2 separate regions of the Homo sapiens genome follow, and region 2 is linked to region 1. A link is an interaction called in ENCODE POLR2A ChIA-PET data of the cell type or tissue named here. Cell type or tissue: OCI-LY7. All regions are shown on one strand.

Evidence for each region. Peaks named below come from ENCODE experiments on the same cell type or tissue, not always from the same donor. Only the 100,000 strongest peaks of a DNase experiment are listed, where the experiment ranks them.
Region 2: POLR2A ChIA-PET joins it to region 1 with 5 read pairs; 7 of 35 experiments call an interaction of 5 or more read pairs at or near these places.

Annotation. Positions count from the first base shown.
Region 1 is chr20:33,494,932-33,498,931 of GRCh38, reverse strand. The region is part of intron 1 of CBFA2T2 (CBFA2/RUNX1 partner transcriptional co-repressor 2); the gene reads right to left. Among named protein-coding and RNA genes, the nearest start is that of CBFA2T2, 6.8 kb to the right of the region's middle. In OCI-LY7, no CTCF peak of the experiment used is centred here; no DNase peak of the experiment used is centred here.
Region 2 is chr20:33,607,348-33,611,347 of GRCh38, reverse strand. CBFA2T2 (CBFA2/RUNX1 partner transcriptional co-repressor 2) reads right to left here. Exons shown (of 11, transcript NM_001032999.3): 3 at 13-254. Among named protein-coding and RNA genes, the nearest start is that of C20orf144, 53 kb to the left of the region's middle. In OCI-LY7, no CTCF peak of the experiment used is centred here; a DNase peak (open chromatin) is centred at 1,637; H3K27ac peaks cover 410 bases.

The sequences.
Region 1 (4,000 bases):
AGCTGAGATGATAGGCACCCACCACCATACCTGGCTAATTTTTGTATTTTTAGAAGAGACGGGGTTTTGCCATGTTGGCCAGGCTGGTCTCGAACTCCTGACCTCAGGTGATCCGCCCGCCTCGGCCTCCCAAAGTGCTGGGGTTACAGGTATGAGCCACTGTGCCTGGCCATTATTATTTTTTATTATTTTGAGACAGGGTCTCTCTGTCACCCAGGCTGGAGTGCAGTGGCACTATCACTGCAGCTTCCAACACCTGGGCTCAAGCGATCCTCCTACCTCAGCCTTCCGAGTAACTGGGACTACAGCTGAGTGGCACCACCATCACGCCCAACCTCTCTGCTGATTTTTTGATTCTGTATATAAGAAAACTAGGTCAGGTTGGGCGCGGTAGCTCACGCCTATAATCCCAGCACTTTGGGAGGCCGAGGTGGGCAGATGACCTGAGGTCAGGAGTTCGAGACCAGCCTGGCCAACATGATGAAACCCCCATCTCCACTAAAAATACAAAAATTAGCCAGGTGTGGTGGCGCATGCCTGTAAACCCAGCGACTTGGGAAGCTGAGGCAGGACAATGGCTTGACCCTGGGAGGCGGAGGTTGCAGTGAGCAACTGCACTCCAGTGCCACTGCACTCCAGCCTGGGCAACAAAAGGGAAACTCCATCTCAAAAAAAAAAAAAAAAGAAAGAAAATTAACTGGGCCAGGCACAGTGGTTCATGCCTGTTAATGCCAGCACGTTGGGAGGCCAAGGCAGGTGGATCACTTGAGCCTAGGAGTTCTAGACCAGCCTGGGCAACATGAAGAAACCCTGTCTCTACCAAAAATACAAAAGTTGGTCTCATAACCTGGTTTCAAAATTAACAAACAAAAATTTTAAAAATACAGTAAGATAAAAAGAAAACTAACTGGTTCCAAACTAGGATAAACTTACTCAAAAGTCAAAGAAGGGCTGGACTCAATGGCTCACATCTGCAATCCTAGCATTTTGGGAGTCCAAGGCAGGAGAATCATTGGAACCCAGTAATTAGAGACCAGCATGGGAAACATAGAAACATCCTGTCTCTATAAAAAAAATAAAAATAAGCTGGGTGTGGTGGCTCACGCCTGTAATCCCAGCACTTTGGGAGGCCAAGGCGGGCAGATCACGAGGTCAAGTGATCGAGACTAGCCTGGCCAACATGGTGAAACCCCATCTCTACTAAAAATACAAAAATTAGCTGGGCGTGGTGGCGTGTGCCTGTAGTCCCTGCTACTCGGGAGGCGGAGGCAGGAGAATCGCTGGAACCCGGGAGGCAGAGATTGTAGTGAGCCCAGATCACACTACCGCACTGTAGCCTAGCGACAGAGTGAGACCCCTTCTCAAAAAAAAAAAAAAAAAAAAAGTATACAAGCTTCAAACACAGTCATGGTCCCAGCAGGAAACATGGCATACTCCAGTAAGGTTAATTCAAGGAGGGTTTAATAATGGAACTAGAAAGAAATATGTGAGCAGGGTACAAGATAGGCACAAGGGATAGCTGTAATACCCTGGGACTAATGAGAGCATCTCTAGATCTCTAGGCCCAACAACCAAAGGGAACAAAAACTTTCCAAACCTACATGGAGGATGTCACACAGAAAGGACCACATTCTTTTTTTTTTTTTTTTTTTTTTTTGGAGACAGGGTTTCGCTCTTGTCACCCAGGCTGGAGTGCAATGGCGTGATCTCTGCTCACCATAACCTCCGCCTCCCGGGTTCAAGCAATTCTCCTGCCTCAGCCTCCTGAGTAGCTGGAACTACAGGCATGCACCACCATGCCCAGCTAATTTTGTATTTTTAGTAGAGACATGGTTTCTCCATTTTGGTCAGGCTGGTCTCAAACTCCCGACCTCAGGTGATCTGCCGGCCTCAGCCTCCCAAAGTACTGGGATTACAGGCATGAGCCACCGCACCCGGCCGAGAGGACCACATTTAGAGAAGCAGTGACCTTCAGTCAAGGGACAGAGTCAGCTAAGGGCACAACCCATGAGACGGGAGTAGGAAAATAAATTTCATAACCTCAAAGGGGAAGGAAGCTCATTGATGTAGTCCATATAGGTAAGTCAGCTTCCCAGGGCACAGGATAGGGTGAAAAAGGATGGAAAGCAGACCTAGAAGAGCAAACAAAAGGTACCTATTCAACGTCAGACAAGCCTTTCTGATGCACTTTCCGATCTCTTCTGTAATCCCAATGGATAAGTGCCAGATAAGGAAAGGGATACTGAAGATGATCATTCTTACCCCTTTTAAATAGTAATGCACAGGTCCTATCTACTACAAAACATTTGTAACCAAGTTTTTCACTAGTAAATATGGTCATTTACCATTCCACTTTTAACTGTTTAGACTTCCTTGAAGGTCCAATGATTATATACCTTTCTCGACACTAATGAACTTCCTACTTACCTTGCTAGGCAAAATAAAATTACAAAAATGCAAACATTGTCAAAACCCTCAAGGAGTTTATAATTTAGAAGCTTATATTCTTAGATAACTAAGAAGGCAGAATGAGGTATGTGCCAGAGAGAGAAGGAAAGGGCTGTGGTGGTGTGAAAAGTTCTGTAACAGGCTTCTTTGCCATCTGGCCCCTGCCAGGAACAACTCCAGCCAGAATTCACTATTAACAAGGTATATAAGCTTCAATCAGGTTCCCTGTAGGTCCAGATCTGATAAACTACTCACCAAGCCCTCAACTACCTTCAGCCAGTAGACTTCACCCTTCCTTCTCCTGGGAAAAGCCTCCCTTCTCCTTTAAAGCCTGGTTTAATGTCACCCCTTTAGCTGGACCTTACCTGGAATCTCAAGGAATAATTAGTTATGTCTCCCCTGCCTTCCCAAAAGCCTTACGCTTAAAGCACTTAAAACACTTTATCATTACCTGTTGACTTGTGCACGGCCCCTCCTAGACTGAGACCCTAAGTCAGATGGTATACCCTCAGCCACTAACAACCACCAGAACAGAATGTGTCAAGCACGGTTTTAAGTACTTTACATATATTAACATATATTAACCATCATAATAAACCTGCAAATGGGGTAGAAATTTTATCTCCATTTTTCAGATGAGGAAAATGAACTGCACAAGAAGGTTAAGTAATGAGCCTGAAGTCTCAAAACTTGTTAGGATTGGTTCCCAGGATTTTAACCTCAGCACAACTCCAGAATTAAATTTCAAAACTTTAGAATTTAAATCTTAACCATTACATTTTTTTCTTTTTTTGAGACAGAGTCTTGCTGTGTTGCCCAGGCTGGAGTGCAGTGGCACGATCTCAGCACACTGCAACCTCCGCAGTTTCTTTCAAGCAATTCTCCTGCCTCAGCCTCCCAAGTAGCTGGGACTACAGGAACCCGCCACCACGCCCAGCTGATTTTTTTTGTACGTTTTTTGGTAGGGACGGGGTTTCACAATGTTGGCCAGGCTGGTCTTGAACTCCTGACCTCGTGATCCGCCCACCTCAGCCTCCCAAAGTGCTGGGATTACAGGGATGAGCCATCGTGCCCGGCCTTTTTTTTTTTTTTTTTTTGAGATAGAGTTTCCCTCTTGTTGCCCAGGCTGGAGTGCAATGGTGGGATCTCAGCTCACGGCCACCTCTGCCTCCTGGCTTCAAGCAATTCTCCTGCCTCAGCTGGTACTACAGGCCCCCGCTACCACAGCCAGCTTCTTTTTGTATTTTTAGTAGAGATGGGGTTTCACCATGTTGGCCATGCTGGTCTCAAAACTCCTGACCTCAGATGATCCGCCCACCTCGACCTTCCAAATGGTGGGATTACAGGCGCGAGCCACCATACCCAGCCATTACATTTTACTTCTACCGAATAAACTAGATTTCATCAGAGCAATAGACCTAATGGATTGAGAAGGTACTACTACAAGATCAATGATCTCCACCCCAGGAGGTATTGTTAAAATTCACCACTGGGTGTAGAAAGACAACGTTGGAACTGCTACTTCCATTTATTTTACCTTATCCTTCTGTAA
Region 2 (4,000 bases), 110 kb before region 1:
GGCTGTACTTACCACCAGTGCAAGAACAAGAGTCCGCACCTTCTCCCCAATCTCAGGGGAGATGTCATTGCCAAACTGTTGCAGAGTGGTAAGAAAGCGTTTCAACTTGCTGAGTTGTCGAGCACCACAAGTGGCTGGCAATTGCTGATTTGTGAGTGCAGATGATGTGGAGGAGGCAGGACCATTGCTGAATCTCTGTGGCGGTGATGGGGCACCATTCAGGGTAGGAGGAGAATGGTTGATGCCATTGCTTACTAAAAGAAAGCCAAAATGAAAGACTCAGGTTACGTGTAAAACAAGGGAACCTTTGTTCATTTTTTCTTGTTTGTATTTTCGTTTGTTCATTTGAATTTTGTAAAGCACATGTTATAAAGGTATGCAAAACTGGTTCTGTCCTCAGTGAGACTGCTGTCAGATAAAAATGGTAACAGAGTAACACTGGAGCGTTAAAAAGAAAGCAGAGTGCTCCCAGAGCAATAAGAAGGGAAATCTAACTCTACAGGTGCCATGGGCAGGGGTGGGTAGTTTTAAGAAAGACTTCCTGCAACAGGTAGTGCTTGAGATGGGTCTGGGCCAATAGATCTTTCCAGTGATGGGATACTCATGCCCATCTTTTACATTGCATCTCCTTCCCAATTTCAAGGTCCCCAAAACACTAGGCAGTCAATCAGAAGGTAGCATGTGAGCAAGACACCAGAAAAAAGAGTTATGATAATATGAGGGATATTTTTTAGGCCTACTGATTTAATGACTTATTCCTACAATAAGGTACCTATCTCTTTGGCCATCCAGAATACTCATGTCCATTAGAGCCAGTTACTCTCTGCCTTAACAGTGCTAGATTAATACTGCCAAACCCTTGGTCATTCAATAAAGCATCTTCCTGATTCCATGCAGGACACTCCCATCCTACATTTTTGCTCAAATTATAATACATGTGATTAATTACAGTTTTCCTATTTAGTTCTTAATAGTCATTTCTTGAAAATTTTAATTTCGAAAACAACCCTAGAGCTATGGTTTTGCTTGTTTGTTTTTTTGAGGCAGGGTCTCATTCTGTCATCCAAGCTGGAGTGCAGCAGCACCATCTTGGCCCATTGCAGCCTTGACCTCCTGGTGCAGCCTCGACCTCCTGGACTCAGGTGTCCTCCCACCTCAGCCTCCTGAGTAGCTGGGACTACAGGCACATGCCACCATGCACAGCTAATTTCTTTTTTTAAAATTTTTTGTAGATCAGGGAGTCTCACTATATTGCCCAGGCTGGTCTCAAACTCCTGGGCTCAAGTGATCCTCCTGCCTTGGCCTCCCAAAGGCTGGGATTACAGGCATGAGCCACCGTGCCTGGCACTGAGCTACGTTCTTGTTGGCATCAAGTAAAAATCTAAATTATCTAGTACCTAAGTATCATTCTGTTTTCACTTAATCATATCCAGCCTTAAAAAACTAAAAAAGTGAAACTTTATCTAAAAACATAAGAAACAATTTAAGACATAAGCAATGTTTAAAGAGCCAATCATTTAATCTTTACCTAGCTTAGAAAAAAGACATTTAGTCATATTTTGCCAAAAACCAACTTATTAATCATAAAAAATCTTCCACTTCCCTTCTACTTCCTCTAAGCCAGTCACAGTCAGTTAACCATCTCTGTTCCCTCTTCTTACACTGAACCTTACTCAAATTTGACCTGGCAAGCTCTTCTTCATCCCATACGGTTCAGGTATCATCTCTGTTAAGGAGCATTCTTTGACACATACTGCTGTTGCTCCGCTTGAAGGTAACCTTAGTGGATTCACTACATCTCTGTGCTGCCTATGTGCATGCTTCCACTATTTCACTTTTTTTTTTAGAGACCGAGTCTTGCTCTGTTTCCCAGGCTGGAGTGCAGTGGTTTAATCTCAGCTTACTGCAACCTCCGTCTCCTGAGTTCAAGGAATTCTCCTTCCTCAGCCTCCCGAGTAGCTGGGATTACAGGCACGCACCACCACATCCAGCTAATTTTTTGTATTTTTAGTAGAGACAGGGTTTCACCATGTTGGCCAGGCTGGTCTCGAACTCCTGACCTCAAGTGATCTGTCCTCCTCGGCCTCCCAAAGTGTTAGGATTATAGGTGTGAGCCACTGCGCCTGGCCTATGCTTGTTTATTTCTATATTTGTGTTGCCTTAATAGATGTTCACTTATTAATAATACAATACACAATACATATGTGCATACTTTAATTAAGTTTTATAAGTTGTGTATACAGTGTATATTTTTGCTTTGTTCAGCAAAGGGTGTTTAGGAAAATGCTGCTGAATGATTCACTGCATAACAGACTAACGGGCTGAGAAAAGGGGTGAGTTTTCTTGTGTCTTCCACTAAAGAAAATTAGTAAAGCTAATGAAAGGAAAGTTGAACACTCAACCTCAGCAATCCAGAAAATTAGTTGCAATAGTCTGCCATTTCTTTGTTTTCACAGAAAGGTCAATTGCCATTGGAAAGTTGCTCCATTTTGAAGGAACCAATAAAAATAACACATTACCATGCTTTTAGCTTCTCTGATGTATAGAAAGGCTTTTTCGTAGTCTCTTTAGAAAAAAATGTATGATCACATTTTCTGAAATGAAACACAACCACCGCCAAGCAGCCAAATATGGAAGTAAAAAGGGCTGAATTTGTATATACATATACCTATTGGTGTATCTTGAAATCTGATTGATGGCTGAGGTTTAAATCTGTTTCTTTTCAAGATAGTATATATGTCTAGGGCTGTTCAACTTTGAGATAGAAATTAGAATTTAAGAAAAGGGATATCACACTTCTTTTCATTCACTCTGGCTCAAACTGAATGCTACAGTTACCAGCTACTCCATTTCAAATGTTTTGGAAAATAATAAACTTCCAATTAAAGCTGTACATCTTACATTCTCTTCTCTTGCCTTTTAAAATAATAAACACAAAAAACAAAAAATTTTGAGCAAGGACAGTGTGCAAGCTTGTGTAATGGCATTTAAATGAAACAATACATACAGCATCTAGCTCAGTGCTCTGACACTTTTTGGGCATTCCAAAAATAGCAGTACATTTTGGTTTACAGGCAAAAGATCTGCAGAGTGTCAAAGTGAACTGGGGACGGCAGCATGTGCATGGAAAGGTAGAACTCAAATGAAGATCAAGACACTTGTGTGCATGTATGTATACTAGTTTATTTGGGGTTCTTTTGGTGATTATAGATATATAGGACTGAAATTGTTGAGTTACAGGGCACGTGGAAATTCAGCATTAGTGCAAACTGCCAATTTCCAAAAGATGTACTAAATTACACTCCAACCAGCATTGTATGAGTGTTCAAGTTGCTCCATACATCCTCACCAAAACTTGGTATCATTTTGAACATCCTGGTGGGTGTATAATGGTACTGTATTGGGTGTTAGTTTGCATTTCCTTGATGGTTAGTGAAGTTGAATATATTGTTACATATATTATTAGCTAACATAATGGTTATGGACTGAATTCTGCCCGAGCCTTGGCCAAATTCATACATTGAAGTCTTACCCCTTGTACCTCAGAATAGGACTATATTTGGAGATACTTTGAAGAGTTCATTAAGGTTAAAAGAGGTATTATGAGTAGTCCCTAATCCAATATGATTATTATCCTTAAAGGCAGGGGAAGAGACACCAGGGACGCAAAATGGAGGAAAGACCATGTGAGGATATGGCAAGAAGGCAACCATCTACAAGGCCCAGGTAAAACCAAACCTGCCAATACCTTGATCTTTACATTCTTGCCTCCAGAACTGTGAAAAAGTGAATAAAAATAAATTGTTTAAACCATCCAGTCTGTGGTATTTCATTATGGCAGCCCTAGTAAACAAATACAACAATATTCTCTTTTGTAAAAAGTCTTACCATGACAGCACTGGAACATTTTTAGAATTCTATAATTTTAGAAAACTTACTTGGAATCCCATAAGGCAATATAATAATTTAAATTCATTATTGTTAGAGTCAAAGAAATAAA